2 separate regions of the Homo sapiens genome follow, and region 1 is linked to region 2. A link is an interaction called in ENCODE POLR2A ChIA-PET data of the cell type or tissue named here. Cell type or tissue: CD4-positive, alpha-beta T cell. All regions are shown on one strand. Links, peaks and the distances in the headings refer to the core of each region. The heading gives the core; the rest is flanking DNA.

What was found. ChIA-PET counts read pairs that join two places held together with the same protein. Peaks named below come from ENCODE experiments on the same cell type or tissue, not always from the same donor. Only the 100,000 strongest peaks of a DNase experiment are listed, where the experiment ranks them.
Region 1: POLR2A ChIA-PET joins it to region 2 with 5 read pairs; 12 of 35 experiments call an interaction of 5 or more read pairs at or near these places.

What each region holds. Positions count from the first base shown.
Region 1 is chr2:98,669,476-98,678,320 of GRCh38, forward strand. MGAT4A (alpha-1,3-mannosyl-glycoprotein 4-beta-N-acetylglucosaminyltransferase A) reads right to left here. Exons shown (of 16, transcript NM_012214.3): 3 at 8,829-8,845; 4 at 5,560-5,700. Among named protein-coding and RNA genes, the nearest start is that of MGAT4A, 57 kb to the right of the region's middle. In CD4-positive, alpha-beta T cell, for the core only: no CTCF peak of the experiment used is centred there; no DNase peak of the experiment used is centred there.
Region 2 is chr2:98,731,947-98,740,791 of GRCh38, forward strand. The region is part of intron 1 of LOC107985922 (a long non-coding RNA gene); the gene reads left to right. Among named protein-coding and RNA genes, the nearest start is that of MGAT4A, 5.2 kb to the left of the region's middle. RefSeq lists a silencer at 1-134. In CD4-positive, alpha-beta T cell, for the core only: no CTCF peak of the experiment used is centred there; a DNase peak (open chromatin) is centred at 2,425; H3K4me3 peaks cover 711 bases; H3K27ac peaks cover 1,737 bases.

The DNA.
Region 1 (8,845 bases), core at 4,147-6,646, 60 kb before region 2:
ATTGCCCAGTCTCAGTATGTCTTTATTAGCAGCATGAAAATGGACTAATACAGCATGTTTAGAGAATAAACCATTTTATCCCTAATTATACTATTTTAGAGTTAAAATTTAAATTATTTAGCTTAAACCAGGGTATTCAAAGACTTCAAAAGCACTAAACATGAAACTTGTAATTTCAGCCAAACCTACAAAATTAAGAGTGACCATGCTTATGGTAATTTGCAAAATTACCACCAAAAAAGGGTAGTTTCCTTGGCCTTCTGAGCCCATGGTGGGGGCTGCCCTTCTTAGTCCCCTTATGGTTGGGGACTGTGGGGCAAAGGGGATATAATTATTAATAGCCCATGAGTCATCAGCATGTGTAATCTGTGGGCTGAGCACTGATAACTACAGTGTGAAATCCTTGAGATTGTTCTCTTTGGCAGAGCAGCCAGAAACATTCAAGATGGCAACTGCTCTGTCAGCCTGGATCCCTGCATGACTGGTCAACCTTGGTGGACACGTACTATGAGCAAAAAAATAAATAAACATTTGTTATCTCAATCACTGAGACTCTGGAGTTGTTAGTTACCACAACATAACCCAGCCTGTCCTATCTGATACAATGTTCTTCTACCATTTACAATCCAGAAAATGTAAGTATTCTACTGAGTTAGAGTTAAGAAGAAATATGTCAGCAAAGTGAAGAATATGGTCATATCATCCTTTTAGGCAGGAGTAAGATGGACCAAGGAAACCAAACAGAAACAGAGCCAACGGGTTGGGCTAGGTACTGGGATCACTAATTTTGTTTTAATTCTGAGTGCAAGAGTTCCACTGATTAGCCACCTTGTATTTCCAATTCAAGCAGTAATTGTGCATATGTAGTACCTCTATTATGTACTAGACAGTCTGAAATACAGTCATGAGATAGGTAAGGCCCCTACCTCATGGTATTTATAATTTGACAGAGCTATCAATTGTGATTATTTCATTTTCTTCCACTTTCCCGGGAAGTTTTCAAATTCTAGTTCGTATTTCCTTTAAAGTAAAAAAAGAATTAGGAAAAATCTTGGCATTCTCAATCTTCAGTAACTCAATCTACCTTTAGTTATAACTAAATTATGTCCCTTTAAAAATGTTCATTGCTAGCCAAATATTTTTAGCCTATCATGTTTCCTTATGGTTTCACTTTAGTCATTTATTCCTCATTGCTTTCCTTATATCTCATGACAGTTTTTTTTCTTCCACTGCCTAGTTGCCCTTTCTCTGTCTCTGTCTTCCTTGTGTTCATCTTCCTCTTTCCCTGGAAATTAACTGCTGGAAAACCTTCAAGTCTCAGTCCTAGGCCCTAGGAGATCTCATCCATTTCTGCGTCTTCAACCACTTATTCTCAAACAATGACTCATAAAATTAAATCTAACTCAGATCTCTCCTTTGAGTCCCAGATCTAAATATCCAACTGCCTACTCCAACATCTCCACTGTGATATCTCAAAATCACCTCCAAATTATCATATTCAAATTTAATCTATAAACCTCTCTTGCAAACCAATGATGCAAAACAGTGTCTATTGTCCCCTATCTCACTGAATGGCCCACCATGCATCCAGTCACTCAATCCAGAAACCCTGGGTTCATTCCTGACCACTCCTCTACCTCAGTCCACAAATCCAGAACATGACTATGTCCTCCCTGATACATTCTCATATGTTCCAAACAACTCTAGGTCCATCTTCTTCTTCCCATCTCTACAACTACCACTGCTACCTCGTCCAAGTTCCAAGTTGACCCTCTCTCCAGTGGATCACTGAAACGGCCTATCTGGTTTTTCATTATCTATTCCTCTTCCCACATCCTCAACCATTCTTCCCATTGCAGCAAATGTGATCTCTGTAAAATTTAAATCTTATCAAGTCATTCTTAATAAGTCCTGTTGAAAACCCTTCAATGGCTTCCTACCGCTCTTAGGATAGAAACCAAAATCCCATAAATGGTCTAGGAGGCCCTACATGGTCTGGCCTCAACTTACATCTCTAGCCTCATCTTGTTCCACACACTTCCTCACTCTACACGTAAACTACAGTGACCTTCTTTCATTTTCTAGAACATTCCACACTCCCTTCCACCACAGGACTTTTGTGGTGCTCTTTCCGTCTTCTGGAATATTCTTTTTTTCCCCATTGTGATGGAGAGAATAATAGTCGCCCAAAGATGTCCATGCCGTAATTCCTGGAGCCTCTGAATATGTTACCTTACATGGCAAAAGGGACTTTGCAGATGTGATTAAAGTTCTTGAGATGGGGTGATTATTCTGGATTAGCTAGTGGGCCCAATATAATCACAAGCGTCTTTATGAAAGGAAGGAGGGAGGGTCAGAGTGAAAGAAAGAGATGGAACAACAGAATCAAGAGGGTCATGGTCAGAGAGATTTGAAGATACTGTACTTTGACGATGAAGGAAGAGGCCACAAAGTAATGTGGAAAAGGCAAAAAAAAAAAAAAAAAAAAAAAAAAAGGATCCTCCCCTAGAGATTCCAGAAGGAACACACCCCTCTTGACAACCTGGTGTTAGGACTTCTGCCTTCCCAAACTGTAAGATGAGAAATCTGTGTTGTGGTTTAAACACAGTGAGTTTGTGGCAATTTGTTACAACAGCAATAGAACACCAACACACCCATCTTCACCAGTAAATGATAGATTCTACCAGCCTCAGGCCAAACGTAATTTCTCAGAGTTCCTTAAACTCCCTAATTAGGCCAAAAGTCCCTCTTACACATTCTCAAAGCATCCTTTACATCGGTAATTAAAGTTATAATTATACAGTTGTTTGTATAATTGACTATGTGACTAATACGTGTTTTCTTTACTGGGCTGAAGCTCCACAAGACTCGGAACCACATCTAATTTTGTGTACCAAAGTATCTGGCAAGGTGCCTGGCCCATAGCAATTGCTCATGGACTTTCATTGCAGCAAATACTTCAAGAATTATCTGTTATCCTCTACGAAGCAGTTGTGCCGTTTTGGTAGATAACCCAATGAGAGTCTTTGCTCAGCCCTCTTGCTCTACCCTGAATGGGCCCTTTAACCTGAAAACCTGAAGGTTTCTTCAACTCAAAGAAATTTACTTCTATAAGCTGGTAATTCCCTCTTTTCACTCTCTTTGTTCACTCCTTCTGAAATGACTACCAGATGAACATTAAAACTTTTGTCTACTTCCATTCTTTATGCGTTTATGCTGCATTCTGGAAGAAATACACAGCTCGGTCTTTCTGATCACTAATTTGATCTTTAGCTATGTCTAGCTAAAATTCCATATCAGTCCCTCGATGTAGGATTTTTAAATATAATCATTGAAATCATAAGCACAAAAATTTCTAACGGATCCTTTGATAATGGTCAGTTATTGTGTTATGGGCAAGTTCTCCTCCCTCATTTCTAAAAATATGTTGATGCTTTATTTTTAAATCATATTCAGTTTGTTCTGCAAACTCAATTTTCTTTAGTATTAAGTCATTCGTGGTACTAATTTTCCTAAATTATTCAGCAACCCCTTGTTGCTGAAGTCGCCCTTGCACCTGCTTGTAGTCGCTGGGTTTGTTTGCCGCAGCCTGCCTTGGAGAATGTGGTGGAAGGATACAGATGTGGTGCTGGGTGGTGCGCCGACAGTTTTCTGTTCTGGGCATTGAGAATCCCAGCCGCTCCCCTGGGGTCAGCAGCCACCGGCAGCACTGTCCTTCCTCTTCAGCCTTACAATGGCTTAGCTATTCTAAGTGCTGTTCCCTAATTAATCAGCCTGACCACTGGAAAACAGAATTTTTAGCAAGAAGCTGTTTTTCTTTATCTAAGAAACAGAAGTTCTGAATATGAAGCCCTAGATAAGTTCTGGGGTTCCATAAAACCCCAGAAATTACAAATAAAATTATATTTTCTATGGGCATTTTCCAAAGTAGAGATTGACAGCTTTCCTAGAATATCCAAAAGGTCCTGTAACTAAAAATATTAAGAGCTTTTCCTAATGATTTAGGGAGGAAAATGTTTAACGTAAATATGGGTTATTTTTTCTACCAAGCTGTTTTTTCTACCTTTCAAAAATAGTAGCAGCTTTATAAGAATGTTAACTATTGGAAAGCTGGTTGACCAAGATTTTATTATATTTATAATGGATAAAGTCATGTAAACAAATGGGATGGAATACATAGCTTCAAAAGAAAGAGAATGTCACATTTACAAAATAAAAACCTATTAGAGACCTTGGACATTTTAAATGACTTTAAAAACACTTCTAATTTCTTTTCATTTGATACTCTTATGAATGAAGAAATAGTGTAAACAAACAAACCCACAACTACTTAAGACATCTTACCCAAAAAGTGACTATTAAAGGGAGAGATGATATCAGCTTCAAAAATAATTAACAATCAACATTCTAAAAAAAACAAAAAACAAAGTACCACACACACCTTGTTAGTCTCTGTATACCTGGCACCTGCAGAATGCCTGGCTTCAATAAATATTTTTTGAATCATTAGAGAAAGGAAAGATGGAGTTTGTCTCAACATGCTATTTTAAGAGTTTCCACCTCCTTAAGAAGGAAGGTAGTATATTATTTCAACTGATTAATGAAATAGAAAGACAGCAGAACTAAGACAAGATGAATGTAAAAGCTTACATTTATAGATCAATGAGAAGATGTGATCCCCCAAATAAGACAGCAAAATACTTAAGAATCCCATTGAATCAAAAGTAGACCCAGCTTTTCAAAAACACTAACCCAAAAATGAATCTTGATATCTATGAAGTTATCATTTCATCACTTGTTAAAAACTTACAGAAGAACAAAATAATATTCTGCCCTCTGCATTTTAAAATCTACAAAGAAAAGATTAACAAAGTCAAAACAGCGGAATCAAATGTATGAGTGGTAAACGGCTCTTGGGCTGCTTGCTCAAGCCCACTTCCACTCTGTGGAGTGTACTTTGGTTTCAATAAATCTGTCCTTACGTTGCTTCAAACAAACAAACAAAAAGAGTGGTAAATAGTTTCTATAAGGAAAACTGAAGAAGTTCTGTTGCCTCTGACAAGAAGAGAAAAATAAGCTATATATTATCTTTTGAATAAATTAGGAAAAAAGAAGCAAATCAAAGTATTTCTACTACTCCATAAAAAGTTACATAAAAGTTACTATCTACTTACACCTCTGTAGGAAAAGTGGGGCAGACATAAGAAAAACCTTTATGACATGACCAAAAGAGCTGTTAATTTTGAAATAAGATACAAGGCAAGTCATCTCTGTACTTCCCAAGTTTCTTAAACAGAAAAATGACAAAGGTGTCAACATTTGTCTGCCTGGGATGGGGCCTGAACTAGATTTCACATGATCCCTTTCAGCTGTATTACTTTGGTCTATGAAGGAAAATGTCCAATTCCTTTCAACATGGAGTTTAGAATGATCTGATGTGCACAGATAAAGAAAGAACTTTCATTTTTTGACCTCCCAGACTTCTGATGGTCAACATAATAGTCCAAAACACATTTAACAGCAGTAGTACAACTGCAGTAAGAAACAAAATAAACATACCTCCTGTTCTTCCGTTGCCAATCTGTACAGCAGGTTGAAGACTTCCTTCATTTTTCAATAAATGAGGCAAATGATAATAAATACTTGGCACTTGAAGAGATTTTTTGCTTGTTAACTCCTTTAACAGCTTTAGGGTATTATCTGAAACACAGAAGTATAATTAATATACAAGAATTACCTTACAGAAGTTGCTGATTTTATAAAACCAGCAGTAAAAATTAATAAGAACTAGAACTAAAGAATTTTCTTTCCTAGTTTCACACTCTGGTGAATGAGATCTCCATTTAAGATGAAAAGGACACTTTCAAAGCCAAAGTCTCACAGGTCATGATGTTGATAAAACTGGCTGAAGGAAACCAAAATGGCCAGCTAGAGGACCGTAAGAAGGTGGGATGCTAAGGGCTCACCTCTATAATGTATTAGAACTCAAGTTTGCCAAACAGACTCTAAATATACTGTTGGCTTATGAAAATGTAATAAATAATAAGTACATTAACCATCAATCACTTCCATTTTCTTTTTTTTTTTTTGTGACAGGGTCTTGCTCTGTAGCCCAGGCTGGTGTCCACTGGCACAATCACGGTTCACTGTCGCCTTGACCTCCCAGGCTCAAGAGATCCTCCCCACCTCAGCCTCCTGAGTACCTGGGACTGCAGGCACATGCTACCACATCAGCTAATTTAAAAAAAAAATTTTTTTTGTACAGACGGGAGTCTCACTATGTTGCCCAGGCTGGTCTCAAACTCCTGGCTCAAGCAATCCTCCTGTCTTGGCCTTCCAAAGTGCTGGGATTACAGGCATGAGCTATCATGCTCAACCATTCACTTTCTTTATGCATTACATGTTATCAAAATTTCACATGGAAGGAATTTTTTTTCTGAAAACTTCAAGTAAAATAATATAAACAGCACAAGTTGAGAATATCCAGTACAGATCACAACTTTCAAATAGTTTCATTTTTTTTCTCACTCCATTTTATACATAGGATGTTTCTGTTTTTATTAGAGGAACCAATGAATCATTTAATGATATGAAATAAAAACTTGGTAGTAGAAATAATATTGTTTTAAAATTTCATTAAATTTGAATTTAACCTTAGAAAAAAGCAAGCTAGCAGTAGGAATTTGTTACCTCAACTTCATTAAAAATATGAGAAGAACCAAAAATTCACGAAAGAAATGCAAATGACTGTCATATGTAAAATTAAAGTTTAATCTCATGCGTAAAGAAACAATTACAAATTATATCAATTTCTACCTATGAAATTAGCAGATTAAATATATTAAATATTGGTGATAACAAGATAAATGTTCCAACTATTCAAAACAGCAGCAAAAACCTTAAAACATTTCTGTCCTATTACTCAGTAATTTCCCTTTTAAGAATTTAGCTTCTATGCATTCAACAAATATTTAGTGATTATCTATTTTATTCCAGCAAATGTATCATTTGTTCAAAAATGAAGTCATCAAAACACAGATCCTATTTCTAAGAAGATCATAATCTAATGAAAATAACTTAAAGGTTACCAGAAATATGATTGCTTTATATACAAATATGTTCATCAGAGTTATAAACTAGGGGGGAAAAACAACCCAGAAAAACCCATTTGAATAACTGTAGAAAAAAATGTTTAATATATTGTGGTATATATAGCTGGCACATTCACAGCCACTAAAAATAATATTTTGAAGATTAATGACAAAGTTTTAAAATGCTCATAGTATAATTTCAAGAGTGAAAATCAGGCCATCATACACAATAACAATTTTGAAGAAAAACATTCACGGAAAAAATACTAGAAGGAAACAAAAAATGTTAGTAGAAATCACTTGGCATCAGGTTTATCGGTGATTTATTTTTTATCTACACTAGTCCATGAGTTTCAACATCAGGGTGACATAATGCAAAGTTTATCAGCAGGAGGAGAAGGAGCACGCAACTTTATAAATAAGGTGAGGCAGTGGATCTGGAGATGAGAGGAATTCATGTGTTTTTAAAACAGGTGAAGCTAAATGAAAAAGTATGCTAATCTAGAAAAATTATGCAAATTTAGAGGCAATCAATTAGATACATATGTCAATTTAATTATCAGATAAAGAAGAGCACAGAAAGAGAGATCACTTGCCCTCATCTTACTCTGACCAGGATTTCTCAGAGAAGAAACAGGCCAGATACTCCTAAAGTATCCACTAGGAAACTATGTATGTTCTGTATTATAAATAAGGTTTAAGAGCACGAATTGCTTCAAATAGCTCAAAGATTTCTCCAGAGTCCATCTGAAGTCCACACATAAGTCATCACAGAAACACATATACACGAAAAATTAAATTTTAATCTCATTTTGAATAATTTAATCTCATTTTCAAAAGATGCACATTCTTCACCAGTGCCAATGAAATTTATTCCACTGCAATTTAACTTTTTTTGTTTTTGAGATGGAGTCTCTCTCTGGAGTGCAGAACTGGAATGCAGTGGCAGGATCACAGCTCACTACAACCTCCGCCTCAAGAGTTCAAGCGATTCTCCTGCTTCAGCCTCCTAAGTAGCTGGCACTACAGGCGCACACCAACATGCCCGGCTAATTTTTGTATTTTTAGTAGGGATGAGGTTTCACCATGTTGGCCAGCCTGGTCTTGAACTCCTGACCACAAATGATCTGCCCGTCTCGGCCTCCCAAAGTGCTGGGATTATAGGTGTGAGCCAACACACCCAGCCAATTTAACTTAATATGACTCTCTTAAAATCAGATTTAGCAGGTAATAAATTTTTTTTTTTTTTTTTTTTTTGTAATTTACTAGAAAAGAAAGTTTTGTGTGGTGGTTTTTCTCTCTGAAAGGGCTGGCTTATAAACTATTCTACATGACTTTCAAAAAAAAATTCCACATGCCCCTTTGCAAATCTAATCTTTTTCAGCCGGGTGCAGTGGCTCACGCCTGTAATCTCAGCACTTTGGGAGGCTGAGGGGGTGGATCACGAGGTCAGGAGATCAAGACCATCCTGGCTAACATCGTGAAACCCCGTCTCTACTAATAATACAAAAAAATTAGCCAGGTGTGGTGGCGGGCGCCTGTAGTCCCAGCTATTCAGGAGGCTGAGGCAGAAGAATGGTGTGAACCCTGGAGGTGGAGCTGGCAGTGAGCCAAGATTGCGCCACTGCATTCCAGCCTGGGCTACAGAGTGAGACTCTGTCTCAAAGAAAAAAAAAAAAAAAAATATATATATATATATATAAAATCTTTTTATAATATAAAAAATACTGTTTGTACCTGAAAACTTATTCAAC
Region 2 (8,845 bases), core at 1,373-3,872:
GTGCTAACAGTAACTACCCCTGGGTACGTCCTCTTTTGAATACTTAACTGTATAGCAGGCAACCGTATAGCAGGCATGGGTGTTAGATCGTTTATTGCATATCTCATGTTTTAAATTTATTCCCCATTTTTCATAAGAGGAAACTAGCTGAGAGGTGAAAGGGCTTGCCCAAGGTCACACAGCTGGTAATGGTTCAAAAACAAGGGATGTGTTAACTTTATTGCCGCAATAATCCTTACAGCAATCCTACCGAGTAACCTGTAAGGGAATTGAGGGGCCAAAGATCAAGGAGGCAGCCTTGTTCCTGCCAAACTCCCAAAGTAATAAGTAGATTCTTTTCAGAAAACAGTAATTTCAATAATCGAAAACTCTTAAGAGGCATCAATCAGAACAGGGTCCCCTCCCCACCTCCGATAAATTCCATTATTTTTATCTCAAGATAAGAATAATTAATAATCAGCTAGAACATGCATGGAGTTATCAGCCTTCCCATGTTGAGGTTTCTCCATGACGGCTAATTTAAAACTTCAGGAAGAGACACGTAACATCCCTGCTCCCATAGTCTCTTACTAGTTTAGGGGAACCATACCAAAAGATCTGTCCACTGCCCAGCACTGTGGACACAACTTGGGGGATCACAGCCATGATATCCAATGACAGCTCTTCCCTCTACTTTGAGTGTGTTTTCTCTCTACTTCCGGTTTGGCTGTGTCCCCACCCAAATATCATCTTGAATTGTAAATCCCACAATTCCTGTGTGGTGGGAGGAACCTGGTGGGAGGTAATTGAATCATGGGGGAGGGTCTTTCCCATGCTGTTCTCGTGATAGTGAATAAGTCTCACGAAATCTGATGGTTTTAAAAAAGGGAGTTTTGCTGCACAAACTCTCTTTGCCTGCCACCATCCATGTAAGAAGTGACTTGCTCCTCCTTGCCTTCCACCATGATTGTGAGGCCTCCCCTGCCATGTGGAACTGTAACTCCATTGAACCTCTTTTGTCCGTTGCCCAGTCTTGGGTATGTCTTTATCAGCAGCATGAAAACGGACGAATACATTGGGGACCTGAAAGCCAGGTTTCCTGTATTCTATGACAAAGCCATTGCCAAGTAGCAAGCTGGCAATTTGATTCATGACCAGATGTAAACAGAGGTAAAGACTGAGACCATTCCAAGGTAAAGCTTTTAATACATTGTTGGATATATCCTGCCTAAAATATCTCCTAGGAATAGATGATTCTAGGCTTTGCTATTACAGTGCTCTTAATGACAGACAAGCAAACTACTTCTTGCAGAGGAAGAAAGTCCTGCCATTTGATAACATCATGGAGAATGCCCCCAAGCCATTTTCATGAATTACCCAAAAGACCAAATGGAACAGGAGCTATTATCCCTATTTTATTCACGAAGAAACTGAGGCCCTGAGAAATTAAGACATTTGACAGATACAAACAGTAATTTAGGCAATTAGTAAATGTTTGAATCAGAGTTCAAATCCAGGTCTGTTTGATTCCAGAGCCCCTACATCACCCCTCCAGACTATCTCTCTGCTCACATCTTCAGCAAGTTACAAAATTTTGTTGAGTGGATGAATATTTTTACATATATTTCCCAGCTGGGCACAGTGGCTCATGCCCATAATCCCAGCACTTTGGGAGGCAGAGGTAGGAGGATTGCTTGAGCCCAGGAGTTCGAGACCGGCCGGGGAAACAGAGAGAGACCCATGTCTTTAAAAAAATAAAAATTAAAAATTAGCCTGGTGTGCATGCATCAGTAGTCCCAGCTACTGGGAAGGCTGAGGCATGAGGATCATTTGAGCCCAGGAGTTCCAGGCTGCAATGAAATATGATCATGCCACTGCACTACAGCCTGGGTGACAGAGTGAGACCCTGTCTCTCTCTCTCTCTCTCTCTCTCTCTCTCTCTCTCTCTCTCTCTCAAAAGAAAGAAAAAAAAAAGCCAGGTGTGGTGGCTCACTCCTGTAATCCCAGCACTTTGGGAGGCTGAGGCGGGCAGATCACCTGAGGTTCAGGAGTTCAAGACCAGTCTGACCAACAGTGTGAAACCCTGTCTCTATTAAAAATACAAAAATTAGCTGGGCATGGTTGTGCGTGCCTATAATCCCAGCTACTTGGGAGGCTGAGGCAGGAGAATCGCTTGAACTCAGGAGGCAGAGGTCACAGTGAGCCAAGATCGCGCCATTGCACTCCAGCCTGGGCAACAAGAGTGAAACTCCATCAAAAAAAAAAAAAAGATGTTTCTCTTCACCTTCTCCAGTTTTTTCTCTTAGTGAAGGAAGGAAATGAAAGCATTTACAGACATTCTATAAGCAGAGGCATATGTCAGAGGAGAAAGGAATAGGGGGAAGGACAAACTTCAGTTATAGACTCCACCGGCTTATTCAGATAAAAAGCGGAATTTCCCCTGCACTCTGGGTAGTGGAGGAAGCACAGCAGAAGACAAAAAGTGTACAGGAAAAACACAACTGCTTTCACTTGGAGGCTTTTTTGATACTTCGTTGCTGCTTCAACTGGCAGCAGAAGGGCAGGTTTTGGAAAATAGGGTTACACTTATCTCAAACCATATACATTGTAGCTCAGGAAAGTCTGGATTTCAGTGAGTTGTCCCAAGAAACTGGAATGCCATAGAATATATTATTCCAAGGTATAGGGTATAATTGGTTGATGATTCATGTTAACTTAGCAGAGTTTATGATCCTGGATTTTCCAACTAAGTCCATAGTATCTGTTAATAATCAAAGACAATCCATCCAAACCCCACTGAATCCCATTCCATATCTTTTTCTCTTTTTAATATTGTTGATGATGATTCTCCTCCTCTATCACTTCCTTTTTATTTATTCTCTACTTCTACAGTTTCTGTTTCTGCCTTTATTTCTCAGTGGAATTGTACCCAAGAGGTTCTGCCAGAACTTTACCATTTATTTTGTAGTCTGTCCCCAACAAAGCTTCTATGTTGAGGCTGTTTTCCTTTCCACACACATTTTTGCTGTTCCACAAACTTTTTCTGAGTGCCTATGATTACAGAGGCAGCTGTTATCTAACCACAAAGTGCTCACAGTAGAAGAAATGGGTAAGTAATTAAACCATAGTACAATGCTACAAACGCACAGTTCTGGGACAGCCGATAGGATTAAGCCATCTGGGGGCAAGGAAGCCTTCCTGGAAGTGATATCTGAGCTAAAAGCAGAGTACACACAGGGAGTGAATCTTTTCCTTTTATCTCTTTGATGGTAAATGGCTGTTGGTGGGGCCATGCCTATAGCAGTCAGCTTCTAAGAATTCAAGCACATAATCTCTAGTTTTCTTTTCTACCCCAGCCCCCTCCATGCATTAACAATCAAGCTTGCATTATTTATGAATATTTATAAAGATTGTGTTTTCTGGCTTCTTGGCTACTAGCTCTAGTGAGATTCTTTCCCCGACCCAGTGTAAAGCCTGCTAGAGGAATCACATCAGGAGGTTCTCCCTGGCTTTTTATTTTATTTTTATTTTATTTTATTTTATTTTATTTTATTTTATTTTATTTTATCTTATTTTATTTTATTTTGAGATGGAGTTTTGCTCCTGTTGCCCAGGCTGGAGTGCAATGGCGCAGTCTTGGCTCACCGCAACCTCTGCCTCCCGGGTTCAAGTGATTCTCCTGCCTCAGCCTCCCAAATAGTTGGGATTGCAGGCATGTGCCACCATGTCCAGCTAATTTTGTATTTTTAGTAGAGATGGGGTTTCTCCATGTTGGTCAGGCTGGTTTCAAACTCCCGACCTCAGGTGATCTGCCCACCTCGGCCTCCCAAAGTGCTGGGATTATGGGTGTGAGCCACCGCGCTCGGACCTCCCTGGCTTTTTTAAATGTATATGCACAAACGGTAGGAGACCTCTCCATTGTAATTGATCAACAGTGCACTCAATCACTTTCATCCAGAAACTAGATAAACTGGGACCAAGGTGAACAGTGTAGAGTCTATTAACTCTTTGTTAGATGCAGAGTGTTTCAGACACAGCATACAAACTATTTCTGTTGTATAATCAGACAGGGCACGGGAGGCCCAAGAAATTAAGGAGAGAAAATTCAAACAGAACCAACCACTGTGTATATTCAACTCTAGGTGGATGTTAAGTTTCATCCAGATGAAAGACCTTAGATTTCTAACAGAACTGAATTATTATTTTTTTATTTTTATTTTTTGAGACAGGGTTTCACACCCATCACCCAGGCTGGAGTGCAGTGGTGTGATTTCAGCTCACTGCAAGCTCCATGTCCCAGGCTCAGTGATTCTCTTGCCTCAGCCTCCCAAGTAGCTGGGACTACAGGCACACACCACCATGCTTGGCTAACTTTTGTATTTTTTGTAAAGACAGGGTTTTGTCATGTTGCCCAGGCTGGTCTTGAACTCCTGAGTTCAGGTGATATGCCCACCTTGGCCTCCCAAAGTGCTGAGATTACAGGTGTGAGCCACTGTGCCCAGCAAAATTATTCTTATTTTTAAATTTTTATTCTTCCCCCCACACCTTTGCCCAAAGAGAGAACCCTTGAAAGATGCCTTTTCTATTTCACTTTCATACCACTGGGGAAGATGTTATCTATCAAGTGACTCATACAAATGTCAGGTTGTGTGGCTACACAATTATGAAATTGTAAGTGTTTACCATGCTTAAGTGTTGTGGCTGTTGGTATTTACATAATGTACACAAGGCATTCCTAAAATTTTTACAGAAAACTCTAGAGAATCCAACCTGTCTTAGTGGGGGACAGGCTACCCTGCATGCATTGTTAGAACAAACAACAATGCTGAGTGGCAGCAAAAGTCTCTGTCAAGATGGTTTAGAAAGCTTGAAGGGATCACCCCTCCCTTGTAAGGGATGTAGCCGCATCGTTCAAGCTGACTCACTTATTTTCATTATATTCAATGTATACTCAGAAGACACAGTGGAAGAGAATTGTGTGCCAGACAATTACAGAGCTTTGGAGATTTTTTTCTTTTCTTTTTCTTCTTTTATAAATTTGGTACTTGTAAAAGTTACTGGATGAACAGCCCTGTATCTGAAATCTGCCCATGCATAAAACCAATTCAAGCAATTCAACTGTGCTACTCTATCAGTACCTTTCAAAGAGAATAAAAATCTTTGTTCACATCAAACATCCAGTACCCTGACTGCCAATTGTTGGAGTTATGGGTATCTGGAAAACAGAGTCTATGCTACCTTGTCATGGCCTCGGATGTTTCTTTATCCTCTTTTAGGGCAACTGACCATATCCCTACAAGTAGGTGTTTGTGAAAGCCAGAGTCCAGTCAAGAAAAAAAGGTGGAGGGGGCCAGGCATGGTGGCCCATGCGTGTAATCCCAGCACTTTGGGAGACCAAGGCAGGCAGGTCAGTTGAGGTCAGGAGTTCAAGAACAGCCTGGCCAACATGGTGAAACCCCACCTCTACTAAAAGTACATAATTAACTGGGCATGGTGGCACGCGCGTGTAATCCCAGCTACTCAGGAGGCTGAGTCAAGAGAATCGTTTGAACCCAGGAGGCGGAGGTTGCAGTGAGCCAAGATTGCACCATTGCACCCCAGCCTGGCAACAAGAGCGAAACTCCATCTCAAAAAAACAAAAAGCATATTAGGCATCATTTCAAGCCAAACCAGAAGCTGGTCCTGGAAACATGAGGGAATGGAGAACTATAAGCCTCTCAGATCTTTCAGGTCAAGTGGGATTTATACGGATTCTAGAAAACACCTCTCTTATTTACATTGTTCTTAAAAGAGACCATTCACGTGTCTCATGGCAGCCATCAGGACAGTATCACTGGTAAAGAGAGACTACTCTATCAGTGCCTCTGTGTTGAGCTCTCATCACGTGATCAGCTGTCTGAAAGACAGAAGTGTAAAATGTGGTCTTGGCCTTCAAGGAGTTTACAGTCTGGTTGGAGGAAAACCCAAGACCCGCCTCTTCTCATGCCTGCTCGCCTCTAACCTCTGGCCCTCAAGCTGAGCCATTCCCCCTTCTATGCTGTGACACACACAGCTGCCTCTGGCAGACTCACTCCCATGTCCATCCCACTGCCTCCTTGGCTAACTAGCATCCTTCAAGACTCAGCTGGAAGCCACCTGCCTAGGAAGCCTCCCCTTACCCACATGCCTGGGAAAGACACCGGCTGCAATCTGTCCCTACTCCTATCAGAGCATGTAGCCTCACTCTGAGTTTCCAAGCTGGTTTGCCACACGTAGGTTAGAGGAAGGCAAGCCTGAGAGTTTCTCAGCCTTTGGAGTGTCTGGGTGCTGGGTGGGACCTGGAGCCAGCTACAAGCAGCCCAAGGTGCCATGATAAATATTTTCATTTTCTCTGTGTTTTATTAAGTGAAAAAGGCTTGGCAGCACCACTATCATCTGCTAATGTATTTGCCTCATTCACCCAGCTCTTGAGGGCAGAGACTGTCTTAGTCATCAATATGTCCCAGGCACCTGTTCATTGACAGAATGGAGGAGGACTTTGTGGGAGAGAACAGACTTGATCTGAACCTTGAAGAACAGATGTCGGATTTGGACCTGTGCAGAGAAAAAGGAAATACACATGATAAGAGAAGGAGCACACCTGCAAGGTCACAAAGAGGGTGGTACACACTCAGTGTTCCTGGCACCTGGGCAGGATAGGCTGGCCAAGATGGACGGTGTGAACAGAGGCATCATGGGAAATGTGTCATGCCATGGAAGCTGTGCAGGAGGGTTCGCACCTCAGGCTTGGGTAAGAAGAAAGCACTGAAAATTTCCGAAGAGAGAAGCAACATTATAACAAAAATATTTCAAGATGAGTCTGAAAAAAGGACAAATTGAGCAGAGGAAGTCTGATGTCACTGACACCAACTAGGGAGTTGCTGTGTAATATTTTCACCTGAGTGAAAAAAAAATGGATCTTGTGATCATCAAAAAAAATACTTATTGATGGGCCAGGCATGGTGGCTTACACCTGTAATCCCAGCAGTTTGGGAGGCCGAGGCAGGTGAATCACCTGAGGTCAGGAGTTCAAGACCAACCTGGCCAACATGGTGAAACCCTGTCTCTACAAAAATATAAAAATTAGCTGGGCATGATGGCAGGTGCCTGTAATCCCAGCTGCTCAGGAGGCTTAGGCAGGAGAATCACTTGAACCCAAGAGGCAGAGGTTGCAGTGAGCTAAGATTGTGCCCTTTTACTCCAACCTGGGTGACAGAGAGAGACTCCACCTCAAAAAAAAAATTACTGAGCTGCAACAATATGTCCAGTCTACATACCTCTACTACAGACCCTTAGTAAATATTTGCTCATTGCCTTGGTTTTGCTTCCTATCTGAAACTGTACATTGGTATAGGATTAAATTCACAAGGCTTAAGACAGGATAAAGGAGAGCAGGGAAAGAGAGCTGTCTTCAGTACATGACCAAATGTACTAATATTAGTGTCTCAGAGGCAATTGAAAATGCCATATTGCTTCAGAAATGAACTGTAGTAAAAACTAAGGTGTCTCTTTACAGAAAAGAATCTTCTGGAATTCTGAAGCCTCCATTCAATAGACTTGTTCAAGTCGGCATCTACATAAGGGAAGCATCTGTCTGGGAAGAGAGAGACAGCATAAGAAATCAACAATGCCTTCCAAAAATAAAATATTCATTCATGGAAGCATCAATAACATATTCCAAGATAATTTCCGCAAAGTGCACTGTAACACTGTAAACATAATTTTAACAAATTCTTTTTCTTTTTCTTTTTCTTTTTTTGAGACAGGGTCTTGCTCAGTCACCCAGGCTGGAGTGTAGTGGCACAATCGGGGCTCAGTGCAACCTCAACTTCTCGGGCTCAAGCGATCTTCCTGCCCCGCCAAGGAGCTGAGACTACAGATGTTTGCCACCATACCTGGCTAATTTTTATTTTACATTTTAGTAGTGACAAGGTTTCACCATGTTGCCCAAGCTGGTCTCAAATTCCTGAGTGCAAGCAACCCATCCGCCTCAGCCTCCCAAAGTGCTGAAATTGCAGGCATGAGCTACTGTGCCCGGCCTAAAAAATTCCTTAAAAACTTTTTGCCAGCAATTTGTTTTGTGTACTTAACAAATGCTTATTCAAGGTACATGTTATGAAAATGAGTTGCCTCTGGTTCTGTATGGAATGGGTTGGAAGAGCAACATTCGTATCTTATCCTGGAGATGAGGGGGATGTCAGCAGGTCCTTCCCAGGTGAGGGAGCAAGAGAACAAGGTTAAGAGAGGTGCAGGAAACCTGAACACACAGTTGAGTTACGACCGAGAGCCCTCACTCTAGAGGAACTCAAGTCTTGAGCCAGTAGCACTCCCATTCCTTCTCCTCTGGGCCCCTAGGATGGCTCATAGCCTTGGGCCATCTTCCAGCCAGCCCGTAGGCTTTCCTCAGCGTTGACTTCCTCCACCAGTTGAACAGTTGCTGTATCACTGAGAACCTTTGTCCTGTTGGTTTTCTTCATGACTCCATATTAGCTGAAGCTTTTGCACACAAGACAAGCACATTTATTGAGCATCATTTTCCTAATATTAACTGAATTATGCACAAACAGGCAATCAGAAGTTTGATTCACACAAATGTGATGCTAGCACAAAGAGGGCTAGCTGGAACACAGGGCCCTAGCACTTGGGCCCTGCCCCACAGGGATGATTTCAGGGACTGAGACCAAAAGAACTGTTCAAATGTCTTCTTGGAAGGCCTTTTACACAGAGGCATGCAGTCTCATTCAGTGCCAAGGTAGAAACAGAAACGCAGAGGATGGAGCAGGCAGAAGCTGAGAGTAAACCAAGAGGAAGCCAAAAGGCAGAGAGGAAAGTAGAGGGAGAATGCGTG